2 separate regions of the Homo sapiens genome follow, and region 1 is linked to region 2. A link is a loop called in an ENCODE intact Hi-C map of the cell type or tissue named here. Cell type or tissue: sigmoid colon. All regions are shown on one strand. Links, peaks and the distances in the headings refer to the core of each region. The heading gives the core; the rest is flanking DNA. Region 1 has its middle 59 kb from the start of RASD2. Region 2 overlaps LOC107985590 (a long non-coding RNA gene).

Evidence for each region. Peaks named below come from ENCODE experiments on the same cell type or tissue, not always from the same donor. Only the 100,000 strongest peaks of a DNase experiment are listed, where the experiment ranks them.
Region 1: a loop joins it to region 2, with 2.8 times the contacts of the local background. A loop is called at or near these places in 3 of 110 quality-filtered maps.

Annotation. Positions count from the first base shown.
Region 1 is chr22:35,476,734-35,486,243 of GRCh38, reverse strand. No RefSeq gene overlaps it. Among named protein-coding and RNA genes, the nearest start is that of RASD2, 59 kb to the left of the region's middle. RefSeq lists a silencer at 7,142-7,319. In sigmoid colon, for the core only: a CTCF peak has its summit at 4,875; DNase peaks (open chromatin) are centred at 5,373, 5,923, 6,693, 8,123 and 4 weaker places; H3K4me3 peaks cover 599 bases; H3K27ac peaks cover 3,136 bases.
Region 2 is chr22:35,578,991-35,588,500 of GRCh38, reverse strand. It overlaps LOC107985590 (a long non-coding RNA gene), which reads left to right. Exons shown (of 5, transcript XR_007068163.1): 2 at 627-773; 3 at 835-1,081; 4 at 7,490-7,601. Among named protein-coding and RNA genes, the nearest start is that of MB, 34 kb to the left of the region's middle. RefSeq lists a silencer at 5,171-5,250 and enhancers at 4,990-5,491, 7,466-7,965. In sigmoid colon, for the core only: CTCF peaks have their summits at 5,051 and 5,251 (motif pointing right); DNase peaks (open chromatin) are centred at 5,270 and 6,060; H3K27ac peaks cover 665 bases.

The DNA of each region.
Region 1 (9,510 bases), core at 859-8,858, 100 kb after region 2:
GGAATTATCTGTGCGGCGCTGCCTCAACAGCTCTGCTAGAATTCAGCAACAGGAGGGTGGGCAGTGACTCCACCAAACAATATTAGCCACACAGGCACGGGTTGGAGACGGAAGAGGAGGGAAAGAAGTGGGGTCATTTGGCCGGCACAATGGCTCACGCCTGTAATCCCAACACTTTGGGAGGCTGAGGCAGGTGGATCACCTGAGGTCGGGAGTTCAAGACCAGCCTGACCAACATGGAGAAACCCCGTCTCTACTAAAAACACAAAATTAGCCAGGTGTGGTAGTGCATGCCTGTAATCCCAGCTACTTGGGAGGCTGAAGCAGGAGAAACACTTGAACCCTGGAGGCGGAGGTTGCAGTGAGCCAAGGTCATGCCACTGCACTCCAGCCTGGGCAACAAGAACAAAACTCCATCTCAAAAAAAAAAAGAAAGAAAAGAAAAGAAATAGGGTCATTGAGCTGCTGAGCAGTTCTGCTGAAAAAATGGGCAGTCTTTGGATGACCAGGAGGTCTCTCTTTCTCTATCTCTCTGTCCATCTCTGCCTCTCTGTCTCTTTGTGTGTCTCTCTCCAGTTGGGGGAGGTCGGATCTCCTCTGTGCACTCATGGGAACGATCCCATGAAAGAGGAGAGGTGGAGGATGCAGGAACCAGAGGCTGATGCCTTTGGAAGGCAGATGGGAGGAACTGCCCTCCTATGCCAGCCCAGGCTGTTTTGGGTATGGCAGTGGTACACAGCTGCCCTTGAAATGGGAGGGTGAATTAAGAGGATCAATGCCTGTGAAGGACCTAGCCCTGTGCTGGCATGTAGAAGATTCCCAATTAGCATCTATTCTCTTCCTTCTGCTGCCTGGGAGGCTTGGGAGTGGCTTCTCACTGGGAACTCACAGTTGCTTCATGGCTCCAGGCCTCCCGTTGGGCCCAGGGAGATGAAGGTAAGGAATGAGACCGCAGCATGCTGGCCGCTCCTGCCATCTCCCAGCCCTCCCTGTTTACTCTGGGCCTCTCTCTCCTCCCATCCATTTTGTTACCCATAGAGCAGCAACCCCACATCAGTCACTGCCGGGCCCGCTCCCCGTGGGGAAGCGCTAGTTGGAGTCTGGTTGGAACCTCCATGATGCTGACATCCCCACCATAACATTGTTATGAAACTTGATCGACTGCCAGCAGCCAGTTCCAGGATGGGCGGCCGGGCCTGCAGGCAGAGGGACAGGGCCAAGGGAACAAAGACCTCCAAAGAAGCAGATAAATTATAATTAAAGCAAGTCTAAAGGCAGATCAGAAGAAGGACCTTGCTGGCACTCCAAAACTCAGGGTAGCATCATGGGCTGTCAGAATCGCAGAGAATCCGAGTGTCTTAGAAGGCCAGAATCGGCTCTGAGTCATAGATTCTTACAGAAATACATTCTGACAGTGCTACAAGTCACTATTCTTCAAATCACAGAGCCTTGGATCTCTAAGGGATGTGAAGAGGCGGTGTGGTCTAAGGGCTAAGAAAGGTGAGTGGGGCCAGGCACGGTGGCTCATGCCTGTAAATCCCAGAACTTTGGGAGGCCAAGGTGGGCAGATCACTTGAGGTCAGGAGTTCGAGACCAGCCTGGCCAACATGGCAAAACCCCGTCTCTACTAAAAATGTAAAAATTAGTCAGGCATGGTGGCGGGCACCTGTAGTCTCAGCTACTCAGGAGGCTGAGGCAGAATTGCTTGAACCCAGGAGGTGGACATTGCAGTGAGCTGAGATCACACCATTGCACTCCAGCCTGGGTGACAAGAGCGAGACTCCATCTCAAAAAAAATAAAAAAATAAAAAATAAAGGTGAGCAGGGTACTTCCATGCCTGGATTCAATCCTGTCTTTGCCACAGATGAGCTGTGTGACCTTGGGCAAATTACTTACCTTCTCTGTGTTTCACTTCCCCCTACTGTAAAATCAAAATAAGGCAGTTGTGAGAATTCTGCAAATGCTGTTTTTGCAGACTCTTAAGCCAATATATCGCAAAATCAGTCTTCCAGTGGTCTTCAATTCTAACTTCTCATGGCAAGCATCACCTCTAGAACACTCCCAAGAGATGCCTATCACCTCTGAAAGCAGAGTTTACTGCCTCACAAGACAGCCAATTCCTCTGTACCCATCGTGGGGATTGGCTGTGCTCCCCATATTCACTCACTCCCTTCCTCAAGGCAGCACCTCAGTAAAACGTATCAGCAGTGCTACCCACCTGCACCAGCTAAGGGCTGCAGGACTCCGCCCAAGTGCTTGCTGACAGGGCATGGGTACAGAAGACCTCAATTACATACACTTAAGAATCCTCCCTTCCTCCCTCCCTCCTTTCCTCCCTTCCTCCCTCTCTCCCTCCCTCCCTCCTTTCCTCTCTCCCTCCCTTCCTCCCTTCCTTCCTCCCTTTGTTCCTTCCTTTTTCTTTCTTCCTCCCTCCCTTCCTTCCTCTCTTCTTCCCCTCCCCTCCCTCCCTCCCTCCCTTCCTTCCTTCTTTCCTTCCTTTCTTCCTCTCTCCCTCCCTTCCTCCCTTCCTTCCTCCCTCTTTCTTCCCTCCTTCCTTTTTCCTTCTTCCTCCCGTCCTTCCTCCCTCTGTCCCTCCCCTCCCCTCCCTCCATCCCTCCCTCCCTTCCTTCCTTCCTTTCTCCCTCCGTCCCTCCCTCCCTTCTTTCCTCCCCTTCCTTCCTTCCTTCCTTCCTTCCTTGCTCAGAACCAGGCTCTGTTCTAGGTACTGGGGAAAGACCATGGGCAGATCCAAAGTCCCTGTGCTTAGGGAGCTTACAGTCTCTTGGGAAAGACGTGGGTTAAATAAGCAACAGCATGGAAGGGTGAGAAGGGACGGGGGTGGGGACAAGACAGCATGCCCAGGGGCACCCCAAGTTCTGGGGTGAGGGTAGTGATTGATGAGGGGCTAAGTTCTATTCCCTTCTAGTTTTCTGTGTGACCTTGAGCACATTTCTTAGTTTCTCTGAGCCTTGCATTCTCAAATGACTGGGGGTGGGGGGAGCAGAGGCGAAGCCACAGACACTAAGAAAAGTAGCCCTGCCTACCCCACAGGAGAGTGGGAGGCCCCCAAGAGACAGTGGGGCACGCTCGGCATTGTCTGCCCTCTTCCCCACTAATCGCCTTCCTGGGTTGAATTGCACACAACGTAGGAGGCGCATCTCAATTAGCCTGAGGTGATCATGGCAGCCCTTTTCTACTCTTTTCTACTCTAGCCCTTTTCACTCATTGGTCTTGAGTGAGCCAGTTCAGAGTGATAATCACATAAAGCAGAATCTCTGGAGGGTGTGAGGAGTGGCAGTATGTTTCCAGGTGAAGATTTTCACCTCTGATGAAAGAGAAAAATCACATGAAGATTCCTTTGCTCCCTTTCCTCTCATCCTATTTTGTTTTTCTGTGCTTTTTTTTGAGACAGGGTCTCACTTTGTTGCCCAGACTGGAGTGCAGTGGCATGATCTCGGCTCACTGCAATCTCCACTCCCAGGGCTCAAGTGATTCTCCAGCCTCAGTTTCCCAAGTAGCTGGGGCTACAGGCGCCAGCCACCAATGCCCGGCTAAGTTTTGTATTGTTAAATAGACAGAGTTTCCCCATGTTGCCCAAGCTGGTCTTGAACTCCTGAGCTCAAAGCTATCTGCCCTCCTTGGCCTCTCAAAGTGCTGGGATTACAGGCATGAGCCACCATGCCTGGCCACTCTCTTCCTATTTTGGACACAGTCGTGTGAGGACGTGATGCCTGGAGCTATGGCAGCCATCTTGTGACCATAAGGTGCGAAGCCTGAGGATAAATGCCAACATGCTGAGGGTGCCAGTGTGCAAAAATTGAAAGCAGCAGGGAGGCCAATGACACTGTTAAGCTGCAGAATCAACATGAGGACAATCTAGATCCGGACATCTTCCCAAGTCAACAATAGATATCCTTAGAAGTTAAGCTACTGATAGTTGAGTTTTCGGATATTACAGCTAAGCACATCCTTCTTTGCTTTCCCTGTTCCTACTCAGCCTTCCAAAGCCAGGTAAAACCATTATCTCCTTCATACAGTCATTCAATAAATGTTTGCTGACTAACAACAAATATTTATAGAGCACGCATATGGCCTCTGCTCGGTTTTAGGTGACAGTCTAGTGGGAGAGAGACAAAAACAATAAATAAATTGATTACAAATTGCGATGAGCTTCATACATATACATTAAACAGTGGGGTGCTGGCTGGGCGCAGCGGCTCATGCCTACAATCCCAGCACTTTGGGGGGCCCAGGTGGGCAGATCACCTGAAGTCAGGAGTTCGAGACCAGCCTGGCCAACACGGTGAAACCCCGTCTACTAAAAGTACAAAATTAGCCACTTGTGGTGGTGCGCATGTGTAATCCCAGCTACTCAGGAGGCTGAGGCAGGAGAATCGCTTGAACCTGGGAGGCAGAGGTTGCAGTGAGCTGAGATCGCTCCACTGTACTCCAGCCTGGGCGACAGAGCAAGGCTCTGACTTAAATAAATAAATTAAATTAAATAAATGAGGGGGTGCTGAAATAGAGAATGACTCCTTTAGGTAGAGCAACCCCAAGCTTCCAAAGCCAGGTAAGCCATTTTCTCCTTCATACAGTCATTCAATAAATGTTTGCTGACTAACAAGAGATATTTATAGAAGACCTATATGGCCCCTGCTCGGTTTTAGGTGATAATCTAGTGGGAGAGAGACAAAATACGGTAGGAAGCCCTCTCTGAGGAGGTAACATTTAAGCAGGCACCTGAATGAGTGCAAAGTGCAGGGCGGGGCGATGTCCAGGAAGTAGGAATGAGTTGGGCCAAGCCCCAAGGGTGGACATGGCTTAGTGTGTTCGAGGAACTGGAAGAAACCCGTGTGGCGGGACAGTGGACAGCAGGGAGGAGACGATAACATTAGAGGAGGTGGAGAGAAAGCAGAGCCAGATGGCACAGCAGGACAGAGTATGGAATCTATTTTAGGGCAACGCCACCAGGAAGTGGCACGGTCTGATTTCTGTTTTAAGAAAATCCCTCCGCCTCCCACGTGGGAAACAGGCTTCCTGAATCCTTCCCGGTCTCTCCTGCCTCCCTCTGCCCTCACCTCTGTTTTAAGCCTCTGCATTTTTGCTCTCACCCCCTCCAGACCACAGTCTCCTCCCAGGATGAGATCGGGTGTAACTCGTCTCCAGCTCAGCACCCTCACTGTGGCCAGTGGGCCCCTCTTCTCCCCACGGCAGTCGACATCCGGGAAGAACTTCCAGGCACTGGGCTGGGTACCGAGGGTAATAAACTGACAATTCCATTTATGGACAGTGGCCTCATGCACCTCACAGGCCTCACACAGCAGGCAGGGGTGGGCCAGGGCCACCAGGAACCAGCCCCAGGCCTGGGGTTGCTCAAAGTTTCATAACTGTGCCCGTGTCCAAAAACAGAAGAGCCAGGCAATTCTGTCCTCCCATTAATGTCACCAAGCTGGACTTCTTCCTACCCCAGCTGCCCCCTGGCTCCCCCACCTCCTTCTTTGACGCAGTCAGGCTGTCCAGGGACAGAAGAAGAAGGACAGAAAAAGAACTCATTCCTTATCTTGGAAAGCAACGTTGAAACACCCTCACATCTCTACCAGCCCTCAGGCTTTGCGGGGAGCAGGAACTCCACCACCTCCCATAAGCTCTCTGTCCTGGGTGGCAGCTGGCAGCCTCTGCCATCAGAGCATGGCTTGTGTCATGGCTCCAGGATGTTCCAGGTGAATCAGCTCTTGGGGTCCCAAGAGAAAGAGAGATTTGGCTCAAAGTGTCTTGGTCTCTTCCCTGTGCAGCCTAGTCACATCCTTCCTCCCGACATTTATTACTCCAGACTGTGTTTCAGACACCAAGCCATAGCTTCCTGGAACACCGAGAGCCCTTGGAGATCAACTGGGGCCTGGCCAACACCCAAGGGATCCGAGCCATACCCCAGCCAGTCACGGTGGCTGAGCACAGCCACAGTTCTCAGTCGGGGGGCGGGGGCAGTAGGCGCCACAGAGCTGCATCAGCACCTCGGAGAATCTGAATCACAGCCCCCACACCCCCACTCTGTGGTCAAGACCCTCCGGCAGGATCGCTGGGCAGCGTGTGGTGAAGAGCTCAAACTCCAAGCCAAACTGCCTGGACTGGAATCTCAGTCCCCCCACTCACTAGATACGGCATCTTAGGCACGGGCCTCAGTTTCCACATCTGTAAAATGGAGATAACCTTCCAGGGTTGGATAACCCTGACCTGTGATGTGCTTAGGACAGGGCCTGGCACATAGCAAATGCTCTAAAAGAGTTGACTGTGTTGCCAATTTGTAAAATTCTGTGAGATCCTGTCTCCTTTGCCATGCCGCTGCAAGGTTATACGCAGATAAAACTTAAGTTACAATTCCGGTTTTCTTCAAGATCTGAGACATGTTAATTGTCTTTGTTTCTCGCTCTGGTAACATCTTCCCGCCGCACATATTTCCCGCCTTAAAGAGTTTAAAAGGTGATCAAAAAATCTAACACTGGCTACCCGCTTGGGACTCCTTCCACGCTGTGGAAGCTTTATACTGTCACTCTGCTTAATAAAGCATACAGCTTTTTTTTCTCTAGGAAAAAAAAAAAAAAAGAGTTGGCTGTGTTGCTATTTGCCATTGAGGCTCCTCAAGTCAAGGAAAGGTAGTGGCTCGCCCAAGGCTGCCAAGTGAGCCTGTAGCAGATCCAAAGCTGGAACCCACGTCTCCTAACTTCCAGACCAGTGCTCAGCCGCTGAGCTCACCAAGGCTTTGGATGGTCACAGGGACTTTTCTTTGCTACCTTGGAGGAAACATTTTCAAGGCATTGCGCTGCCACCCATCACCATAAACAGAGACTCACACTAGGCCAGGCGCCGTGGCCCACGCCTGTAATCCCCATACTTTGGGAGGCCAAGGAAGGCAGATCACCTGAGGTCAGGAGTTCGAGACTAGCCTGGCCAACATGGCGAAACCCCGTCTCTACTAAAAAATACAAAAACTAGCCAGGGCGTGGTAGCATGCACCTGTAATCCCAGCTACTCAGGAGGCTGAGGCAGGAGAATTGCTTGAACCCGGGAGGCGGAGGTTGCAGTGAGCCGAGATCGCACCACTGCACTCCAGCCGGGGTGACAGAGCAAGACTCCGTCTCAAAAAAAAAAAAAAAAACAAACAAACAAAAACAGAGACGCACACTGTCTCCCTGGGGACACACAGAGATTGAATCACAGAGACACAGCGTAAGTGTACACACAGTCACAGAAACACTGACATACTGAGGATCACAGAAGCACATGTGCGCACACACGCTGCACCCCACGATCCAGACCTCACCATCTTCTCTGCTCTCTTTCCTTCCTCTCCCCCTCCTTTCCCTCCGAACACGCTTATTGTGGCTGTTTTCCCAAAGTCCCCAGCCTGTCATTTGAAGGAGAGATGATGTTGGCAGCTGCTGCTGCTGCCAGCTAAAAGCCAAAACTTCTTGTTTCCAGCCTCTGATCTTGGTGTCCCAGCTCACCTGGGGAGCCAGCGGAGGCTGTGGGGTGGAGGCCTTAGCTCTGAGCCGCAAGCCTCCAACTGCAGCTGCCTTTTTCTACCCTCATTCACCCCCAGGATGTCCCAACTCAAGGGCAGCTGGGGGCTCTCGCCAAGGCCGTCTAGAGTGGGAAAGCCGGGGGTCTGCATGATCCCCACTATCAGAGCAGCTCAGCAAGACCCTCCCTCCAGAGCCCTCCAAGTTGTATAAAAGATCAATCCTCAGACTCCGACAACATCAGGGCCGCAAGGACCACTCCCAGCCATCTAATCCGGGTCCCTCCTGTTACAAATGGGGAGATGGAGGCTCAGAGAGGGGGTGAGATTTGTCCAGAGTCACACAGCAGAACCCAACTGGTGGCCAGGGCTCTAGACTCCCCACCTGGGCTTCTCCTCAGCCTCACTCTGAAGGTCGCAGCGTTGATGAAAGCCTGCCTGGGCACCAGCCTGCTGCTGACCCCATATCACTGCTCCTATAACCCCTTCTACACAGCCTCGCTGCAACTCCCAAGGCGGAGGCCGGCCAGCTCTTCTGTGACGGTCTCCAGAGTCAGAAACCTTCCCAGAGCCTGTCTTGGTGATTTATTTGCCCCTTCCTTCCTGTTTATTCAGCCCCTTGGCAAAAAGCCCAGAGGGAGAATTTATGAGAGGAGAAGGAGGGAAGTGGGGAGAGAAAGAGAGGTGGGGGGAGCAGGGGCGGGGCAGCTGGGGGAAGATGAGTATGGGCTGATAAAAGGAGGAAGAGAGTGGCTGTGTGCAGTGGCTAACACCTGTAATCCCAGCACTTTGGGAAGCTGAGGCGGGTGGATCACCTGAGGTCAGGAGTTCGAGACCAGCCTGACCAATGTGGTGAAACCCCGTCTCTACTAAAAATACAGAAATTGGCTGGCTTGGTGGTGGGTGCCTGTAATCCCAGCTACTCGGGAGGCTGAGGCAGGAGAATCACTTGAACCCAGGAGGCGGAGGTTGCGGTGAGCCAAGATCGCGTCACTGCACTCCAGCCTGGGTGACAGAGTGAGACTCCATCTCAAAAAAAAAAAAAAAAAAAGAGGGAGAGAGGAGGGAGAAGTTCAGGAAAGAACAACACAGCGTATGTTCGTGTGAGAGGAAGAGAAGACAAAACAGCACGTGAAGCCAGCGCTGGCTTTGGATGAGGGATCCGTTTGACATGGATCTACCTGCCAAGGGAAGATCCTCCTGGAGTATCCCTCAGCTGGGCTGCCAAGTGCTCCATGGGATGCCTGGAGTTGGAGAGGAGGTCCTGGGTGCCCAGGCCACTCCCAGGCAGATAGGCAGCTGGGGACACTGCACCAAGGAAGCTCCTGCCTTCCTCAAGATCCCAGTGTATTCCTTCCTTGGGCTGGTGTTCTCTGCCTCCTTCCAGGTATTCAGCAATGCTCTGGGAAGGACACAGGGTGCCTGATAGCGATTGACTGCAGCGGGGGCTCTAAAACGCTGGTTGGACACCAGGCAGGAAACAGCCAGGTCCTTGGGTTCTGACTGATTTGATGCATGGCCTTGAGCAAGATGCCCCCACTCTCTGGGCCTCAGTTTCCTCCTCTGTCCAGTGAGGGGATAGACTGGAGATAGCTAAGATGCCACCAGCTCTGACAGTCCAGGGGTTTGTGACTCTAAAGGTCATCAGCTAAATAGCATCACAGTGCAGTAGCCCCTCCTCCTGCCCAATCCCACTTCCATGCTCCGGGAATTGCAAAAGCACCCCAACATTTCATGTTCCCATGGTCTCCCCTGCTTCTGGGGGCCTGATGTCCAGGGCAGCACCAACCTCCAGCTGAAATCGGCTGCTTCTTCAAGGTTGACCTCCATCCACCCACAGAAAGCCTCATGAACACAGCAGCCTTAAGTGAAGTTTTCAAGGAGACGAAAATGGGGGGACAGGCATCTCTGTGCTCAAATGCCTTCCGATGTATGGGAGAAACGACATAATACCTAGGATAGAAATGAAGGGGGGAAGAGATGAAACCCAACT
Region 2 (9,510 bases), core at 1,026-9,025:
AGTGATTGTGTCTAACAGGGATCACACATAGTGGCTGGCACTGAGGCTCAAAAATGAACAGGAGCAGGGTGGCACAGAGGTAAGGACCTCGTTTGGGTTTGAATCCTGACTGTCTTCACCTCAGACTGGCTGTGTGTGGCCCGTGAGAGTGACTTAACCTAACCAAACCTCGGTTTCTTCATGGGCAGATGGCAGTAATGGTACCTGCCTTGCAAGGTTGTTGGAAAGGTTAGTGCTATGAAAACCAAACATCCCGGCACACATGAGTGTTTGTCTCATACCAGGCTCATTCATTCTCAGGGAATAGGTGCTATTGCCACCTGCATGTGTTCAGATGAATTGTTTAGAGGCACAGAGAGGTTAAGGAACTTGCCTGAAGTCACACAGTGACTGTGACGGATAGAGACCAGACCTGGACCCAGGCATCCTGTGCCCAGGCCCCTTGTACCCTCTCAGAAGGCATCCAGCTCTGTGCCAGCCCAACTATCTTCTCACGATGGTGTGGGCCTGAGTGCTACATGCTCCCTGGGCCCCAACATCCTTTTAGCCTCCGTTGCTCAGAGGACAAGAAGGGCTCAGGGTTTTCCGTTGTTACTTCCAGCTCTGTCCCAACCATATCATTTCAGATCCAGAGGACGAAGGCTCTGAGTCCAGCCAGAACCCTGGGGTGTGTAACCTTAGGAGGTTTGCTAAGGAGACCAGCATGACGAGCCGGCTGGAATCTGAGCTCTCTGACCCCCACTCCTGCCCCTACAGCCACTTGGTCCCATGGGGTGTGGCTGGACAGAAGCCATCCTCTTCCTTCTGCTCTGTCCAACTGGCTTCTACCGGTAGGTGACAGGGCAGTGTTCCCAGCAGTGGGACAAGAGGCACTGGCACCAGGCCATGAGCCATGCATTCCTAGCTCTGCAGGGCATGCATGCCACGCGGACTGTGACAGTGAGCTCTTCCAGGCCCCCAGTGAGCCTGAGAGGGGGTCTGGGAAGAGTCAAGAGACACCCAGACAGTGCCATGTGGCAGTGAAGCCTCTGGTCCCAATCTGCCAGGGTGCAAAGCCCCAGGACTGCTGGTGGGATGTTGGGTGAGTAATTTAACCTCACTGTTCCTATTTCTCCATCTATAAAATGGGTAGAGGGTAGCAGCCTTCTCATAAGGCTGTGTGACGGTTTCACATGTAAAGTACTTAGCACTATGCCTAGCACACAGAGAGGGCTCAGGGAGTGAGAATCATTGTTATTCTCATTCAGCATCCATCTCTCCACCTCTTTATACAACAACTACTTAGAAAGTGTTGGATTCAATTTTGCTCCATAACAAGGTACTCCAAAACGTAGTGGCTTAAAACAATCAGCATTTCTTCTTGCACACAAGGTGTGAGGATCAGGAATTTGGGACTGGCTTGGCTGGGTGGTTCTGGCTCAGGATCCCTCATGAAGTTGTGGGCAGGATGTTGGTCAGGGCTGCAGTCATCTAAGGCTGGACAGGAGAGAGGATCCACTTCCAAGGTGGCTCCCTCACAAGGCTGGCCAGGTCATGCTGGCTGTGGGCCAGAGGCCTCAGTCCCTCACCATGTGGATCTCTCCACAATGCTGCTTGAGTGTCTTCCCAACATGGCAGCTGTATTCTCCCAGAGCAAGTGGTCCAAGAGAGCCAAGGAGGAAGTGCAATATCTTTCATGACCCAGCCTCAGAGGTCTCACTTTGGCATTTACACAGTGTCCTCTCAGTAGCACAGGTCCTCTGCTCAGCGTGGAAGCGGACTCCACAAAGGTGTGCATACCAAGAAGCCAGGATCTCTGGGGACCCTCTGGGAGGCTGGCTAAACTCTGTTTTGCTTTAGGGATGCAGCAGTAAGCGAAATCACGGTGATTGCTCTCACAGTCAAGTACGACTATGTGTGTTTGTGGCTGTGTGTGTGCGTGCACGTTGAGTACAAAAGAACAACAGACAGCAAACTCAAAGAAATACCTTGAGACATATTCTACAAAGCAAACAGACAGAGTGGCATGATGCTGTATAACAGGGTGTTATAGAAAAGGCTTCTCCAAGGAGGGGGCTTTGGGATTGAGGCCCGAGGGTGAAACGAGCCCACCAGGGGCCAGGCAGTGAAAGAGGGTGTTGCAGGCAGTGGAACAGCATAGGCACACTCAGAGAGGTGGCAATGTGGTGGCCCCTGGATCTGGCCTGCCTGGTTTTAATGCCTCTTGGCCACCCTCTTTGACCTCAGTTTCCTCATCTAAAAAAGGGGATAATAACAGGTCCTACCACCTATGGGGTTGGAGGGATTAAGGGAGATACTTTGAGTGAAGTCCATAGTGCAGTGCCTGGTGCACCAAGTGCTCAGAAATGTGAGTGTCATCATCACGATTCAACAGTGGCACGCAAAGATGACAAAGACCTGGCCCGAGTTATAACTGTGAGGCCTAACATGGAGGGAGGCACTATCTGAAGCATTTCCTAGCAGTGGTGTCACCTAATGGAAGGCAATGATCTAGTATGGGAGATGGGCACATAAGACAAGCATTGGAACACCCTGGACAGGGTCTGGGAACACAGCGGGGGGGAGAGAAAGGGGGAGGAGGGTGATCTTCCTGACCCCGCAGGGGAGGGGTGCCTGGGAAGGCTTCCCCGGGAGTGGCACAGCCATCTGGAGAGATGAGTGGGCAGAGAAACTTCTAGGCGGCCAATAGGGGCTGGAGGGAGCACAGGGTCTGCAGGGGACAGCAGGTAGCTCCATGTAGTTCCAGGTGGCTGGAACTCTGGTCTCTGTGGACGCAAGGAAGGAGATGGGGAAACAGACTCATGTAATGAATGGGGTGGGCCTTGCCCGTCACAGTTGAGTGGGCTTTCCTGTGGGGTGGGATCAATGAGCAGGAGGGCCGGAGGAGGCAGGGACGGACAGATTTGGTGGTAGGAGTTTCCTCTGGGTACAGGGAGGAAGGAGTGGAGGCAGGGAGGCCAGTGGAAACACAAGGCCAAGCAAGGGATGGTGAGGTCAGGCCCAGGGCAACAGGTATACGAATGGAGGGGATGAGGTGTGCCCCAGAGGGGAAGGGGGAGCTGAGCAGAAGGTGGGGAGGGGCAGAGGAGGGGAAGAGGGCGGTGGCTCCTGCCCTTTCCAGGTCCTGGCCAAGTCTCCACTCCTTTCCAGGGAGCTTTCCCCTTCCCTCCTCTCCCTGACCTCAGATGCAACTACCCCCATCCCTAAGATAACACCAAAAGGGCCGGGCGCAATGGCTTAGGCCTGTAATCCCAGCACTTTGGGAGGCTGAGGTGGGTGGATCACCTGAGGTCAAAAGTTCAAGACCAGCCTGGCCAAACATGGCGAAACCCCATCTCTACTAAAAAATATAAAAAATTAGCAGGGCGTGGTGGCAGATGCCTATAATCCCAGCTACTCAGGAGGTTGAGGCAGGAGAATCATTTGAACCTGGGAGGTGGAGGTTGTAGTGAGCCGAGATCACACCATTGCACTCTAGCCTGGTCAACAGAGCAAGACTCCGTCTCAAAAAAAAAAAAAAAGAAAAGAAAAAGAAAGGATAATTCCAGATAGGCATGAGATCGTGGGAACTCTTCGGCATTCCTGCATTACAGCACTTACTATTTCAATGGTGGCTACCATCTATAGAGCACTTACTATATTCCAGGTAACACACAAATACACACACACACCCACACACAAAACTTCGTTTTAACCTCACAATAGCCTAGCAAGGTAGGCACGTGGCTCCTGTTTTACAGACGAGAATCTGGAGGGTTGGAGAGGCTAAGTAATTTACCAAAAGTCACATGGCTAGTCAGAGAAAGTCTGGGTTTCACTAAATTAGCTAATCAAAAGTGCTTATACTAGTGCCTGGCATATAGTAGGCACTCAATAAATGTTAGCCACTCCACAATTTTTTTGCAGAGATAGGATTGGGCCGGGCACGGTGGCTCACGCCTGTAATCCCAGCACTTTGGGAGACTGAGGTGGGCGGATCACCTGAGGTCAGGAGTTCGAGACCAGCCTGGGCAACACGGTGAAACCCCGTCTCTACTAAAAATACAAAAAATTAGCCAGGCGTGGTGGCGGGTGCCTGTAGTCCCAGCTACTTGGGAGGCTGAGGCAGGAGAATGGCGTGAACCCGGGAGGCGGAGCTTGCAGTGAGCCAAGGTCACGCCACTGCACTCCAGCCTGGGCGACAGAGCAAGACTCCGTCTCAAAAACAAAACAAAACAAAAGAGAGATAGGATCTTGCTATGTTGCCCAGGCTGGAGTGCAGTGGCTATTCACCTGTGTGATCATGGCACACTACAGCCTCTGACTCTTGGGCTCAGGTAATCCTCCTGCGGAGTAGCTGGGACTACAGATGTGCACTACCACGCTCGGCCCTTCCGCTATTTTTGCTAACATCATCAGCTAGATCTGTCTGGCTGCAGAGCCTATGGCCCTCTGGGGGGCCACTTGAATTTATCTTGTCCGGTTCTGAGAGTCTGTCATCTGTTTATTTGCCCCACTGGGCTGTGGAATCCGGCAGAGCAGGGACCAGATCTGGTTGGTCTGTGGGTCTTGAGCGTCCCTTATGGGGAAGGCCCAGAGTGCATGGTCAGTGATGGTTTGTTGATGGAATGAACAATGTATCAAGTTCCTATGCCTCTTAGAATCTTGGGATTTCTCCAGCCATGTTTGTCCCTTAGAATGATGGAATTTCATTAGCCATGTTTGTTTCTAAGAATCCTGGGGTTTCTCCAGCCATGTTTGGCCTTAGATCATGGGATTTCTCTACGGAGGAGCCTTGGTGATCATCCAGGACACTCTGTCTCTTACCAGCCTTCTTCCTCCCTTCCTCAGGCACTGGCCCATAATCCAGCTCCTACTAGCCATACCCTCCTCCTTGTCCCAGGCCAGTGCCCCCTACCCATCCCCAGACCAAAACTGGAGTCTCCACGAAGAGCTCACTTGTCTTGTCCTGGCCTCCCAGTGGCTGGACAGACTCCCTGCTAAGGCTCAGGGCAAGCCCCACCTCCCTGCCAGTCCCTCCAGCCACCTGCGTCTGCCCCTGACTGGGCTGGGGTGTGTCGGTCTCCTCTCTGAACCTCTGTTTCCTCAGCTGCAAAATGAGGAGGATCATTTCGAACACTTTTAGCTCAGCTTTGTCAGTTTGCTACCGGGGTCCAGCTGGGTGGAGGATGAGGACCTTATGTATTACTATCTCCCTGCATCTCTGTGGGGTACCTTGCGGCTCCCGGGGGAAGCAGCATGTCTCTTTAAGGCCACTAGATGGCACCAGCGTGTCACCCGTCTCCCTGCAGGCTGACCTCAGGAGGAATTCCACCTGTGGGATTACACCCTAAGGACCACAGCCACCTCCCTCCTCCCACTGGCAGGAGCCCCTGAAGATCTGCCAGTGGGCGCAGGCAGGATGTGCAGGAGTTAGGGACAGGGGTGGGGGTCAGACAAATTTGAACTGGGGAGTTCTGAGCCAGGCCCTGCTCTTAGAGAACATCCTGGCTCTCTGCTTAGCAGTTAGTTCGCTGGTGACCCTAGGCATTTCATAGCACCCCTTTGAGACTTCAGGTTCTTTCTCTGTGAAATAGGGTACCAAGTCTCTTCTCCTGTGCATCGTGGAAACTGAATGATACTGGGCACGTAAAATGTCCATTCTGCCTCCGGGCACAGAGCAAGCTTCCACAGCATTAGCTGCCACACTAGTTATTAGTGTTACTTTGTAATTTAGTATTACGTCTCAGAATCTCCTCTGGGAGGAGCCTTAGGCAGGATGCCCAGAGATCTGGGTCTGCAATGGACTGTTCTCTCACTGTGTGACCTTTGGCAAGTCATTTCCCATCTCTGGTCCTCGGCTTGGCCTCCACCAGCCTCAAGAGGCTGGGAGTATCATGGAAAAATAAGGGCTTGGGAATCAGACAGACTTGGGTGTGAATCCCACCCACTTCTCCTCTTCCCAGCTGTGTGGCTTTGGGCTGCTCTGATAATTCCCTAATGATTTGTGTGACTATTTATTCTAAGTCTGTCTTCCTGGTTCTCTAGTACGTTCCACGAGGGCCAGGCTCATGTCAACGTGGCTCACCTACATAAACTCAACACTCAGCTCAGTGTCTGGTACGAGTAGCTGCAATAAACAAGGGTGATTCATTATCAGCGTTACTATCACTGTATACATTCACTCAGCAGCAGCAGCAGACCCCGTGTTCAGAGAGTCCTCTGCACTCTTTTTTTTTTTGAGATGGAGTTTCGCTCTTGTTGCCCAGGCTGGAGTGCAATGGTACATCTCGGCTCACCACAACCTCCAACTCGCAGGTTCAAATGATTCTCCTGCCTCAGCCTCCCAAGTAGCTGGGATTACAGGCACCTGCCACCATACCTGGCTAATTTTTGTTTTTTTAGTAGAGACGGGGTTTCTCCATGTTGGTCAGGCTGGTCTCCAACTCCTGATCTTAGGTGATCCACCCGCCTCGGCCTCCCAAAGTTCTGGGATTACAGGTGTGAGCCACTGTGCTTGGCCCCTGCACTGTCTTAATAATCCTCATCATTACCTCTGTTTTATGGATGAGGAGACTGAGAGCCAAGGAAGTTAGGTCATTGCCCAAGGCCACACAGCTACAAAGTCACAGGCACTGGGGTTGGAAGCTGAGCTCCATGACAGCCTTGTGTGAACGGATGTGGCAAGCTGAGTGAGAGTCCTCCAAAGATACCCACGTCCTAATCCCCCAAATACCTGTGAATCGTACCTTATCCAGCAAAGGGAATTCTGCAGATGTAATTAAGTTAAGGATCTGGAGATAGGGACATTATCCTGGATTGGTCAGGTGAGCCTAATGTCCCCACAAGGATCCTTCTATGAGGGAGGCAGGCATGTGGCAGTAGGAAGAAAGAGATGAGATGACCAGGCATGGTGGCTCATGCCTATAATCCCAACAGTTTGGGAAGCCAAGGCAGAGAGATCACCTGAGGTCAGGAGTTCGAGACCAGCCTGACCAACATGGTGAAACTCTGTCTCTACTAAAAATACAAAAATTAGCTGGGTGTGGTGGCATGCACCTGTAATCCCAACTACTTGGGAGGCTTCAGCAGGAGAATCACTTGAACCCAGGAAGGGGAGGTTGCAGTGAGCCGAGATAGCACCACTGTACTCCAGCCTGGGCAACAAGAGCAAAACTCCATCTCAAAAAAAAAAAAAAAAAAAGAGAGAGAAAGAGATGAGACTGAGGAAACGGGAGAAAAGACCATGTGATGTGGGAATGAAGAGAGCATTGATTCTATCTTGAAAGACAAGGAAAACCAGCCCTGCTGACGCCTTTAACACAGTGACACTAGTTTTGGACTTCTGACCTCTAGAATTATAAGGTGATAAATGTGTGTTGTTTTAATTTACCAAGTTTATAGTAAGTTGTTACAGAAGCAATAGGAAAATAAGGCACAGAGAACTGAGATAACGTATAAAAACACCCGGTATACAGTTGCAGCTCACTAAATGTTCTTTCCTTCCCAGCACTACCCCGTTTTCCTTTTCCAGCTACAACAGAATGGCAGAGAGGAAAGGACCCTCCGGGATCTTCCAGTTCAGCCAGCCCATTTTACAGAGGTGGAGACTGAGGCCAGAGGTAGGGAATGGCCCCTATCTTGCAGAGGTGAAAGGGGTCCAGGGAGCGAACTTGGGGGAAGGTCCTGGGCTGCTCGGTCTGTTCTAGTGTCTAGCACTGGGCATCCTGGGTGAAGTCATCCAGTCCAAACCCATTTTCCAGGTGAGGAAACTGAGGCCTGGCATTGCCTGAGAGATCTGCAACCTGCACCCCAAGCTGACAGGGTGTGTGCAGGCCTGGAGCCCTCATGAGTCCTCCTATTCAAAGGCCCTTCCCTCCCCCTCTTGAGCGCTGTTCCTCTGTGTGTATCCGCTGCAGACAGGGGCCAGCAGGGTCTGGGAAAGCCACATCAGAAGCCTGCCCAGCTGGAGCGGAGGAATGGGAGAGTGGCTTCTTGGAGGTCTTCAGCCTGGGAAAAGTCCGAGGCCTTCCTGTCCCCGCTCACCCTGTTCCTCCCAGGCAGGTCTGGTCCAGACAGCTGTGAGAAGTCCCCTGGAGGCAGCGTCCCAGTGGAGCTGGGAGGAAAGAGGGGCCCAGAAAAAGGAATTTGACCTCTGATCTGCAGCCAGTTGGTAGCATTATTCTGGATTATCCTAAATTGAGCCTGGAACCCTGGGCTTGTGTGACAGACCAAGGGGCCCCACGGGCTCTCTCTGCTCAGGCAGCTGGAGACACAGGTAGCGCCGTAACACCCAGCGACACAGGCATGATTCTTTTCCATAAAACATTCACACCACTGCCAGCCTTGATTCTCAAAACAGCCCTGCCAAGGAGAGGCTGTTACTGTCCCATTTTACAGATGAAAACATCAAGGCTCAGGGCCGGGCACAGTGGCTCACGCCTGTAATCCCAGCACTTTGGGAGGCCGAGGTGAGCAGATCATGAGGTCGGGAATTTGAGACCAGCCTGGCCAACATGGTGAAACCCCATCTCTACTAAAAATACAAAAATTAGCTGGGTGTGGTGGCGGGCATCTGTAATCCCAGCTTCTCGGGAGGCTGAGGCAGGAGAATTGCTTGAACACGGGAGGCAGAGGTTGCAGTGAGCCGAGATCGCGCCACTGCACTCTGGCCTGGGCGACAGAGCAAGACTCCATCTCAGAAAAAAAAAAAAAAAAACAAGGCTCAGAGAAAAGAGGGGACTTGCCAAGGTCAACGTCCCATGGTGGCAATGCTAGAACTCCACTAGCTTCGGGACCTAAGCTCTTGTGGGATGACCCTCGACATGACTCTAGCATGTTCTAGCGGCAGCCTTGCTGTGGGACCTTGAGCAAACCCCTTCTCTGAGCCTCTGAGTTCCCATCTGCAGGGGAGCAGATAGCAACTGCATCTACTTCATGGTGGCACTGTGTGGATAAATGAGTGAGCACTGTGCCTGGCACATGGGCAACACCTCACTATTGCTCACCCTCACCATCCCTGCATGGGTTACTGGATTACAGCAAATGATACCTGAGTATGCACCGGGCATCAGGAACCCAACGGACAAAAGTCCTTGCACCATAAACAGGCAATGCAGGAAGTGAGGGTGTGGCCGCGTTGGTCCTCGGCGGAAAAGCCTACCAGGTAGGCGGAAGAGCAAGTGGGGTGGGGCTGCCTGGAGTGTTCAAGCCACACCAGAGAGGCCAAGTTGGGTGAGCAGTGGGACAAGGCCCAGGAGAAACCAAAGAGATGGTGGGGGTACAGCCAAGCCTGCAGACCATGGTATCCACTGGTGGACTTCAGCTTCCACTTTCGTGAAATGGGGCTATCGCAAGGTGGCCTCGTTGTCAACAAAACCCGCAAGGCCTGAAATAGGCCCTTGGACCCTGGGTCGCCATCTGAGAAGTGGAATGGTCACGAGGCAGCCACGGTCCCCCACTGGGGACATTTTGTTCTTCTGGCTGAGACCCAGGGAGTCCCCAGGGGCACACTGGGATTGCCCTGCTGAA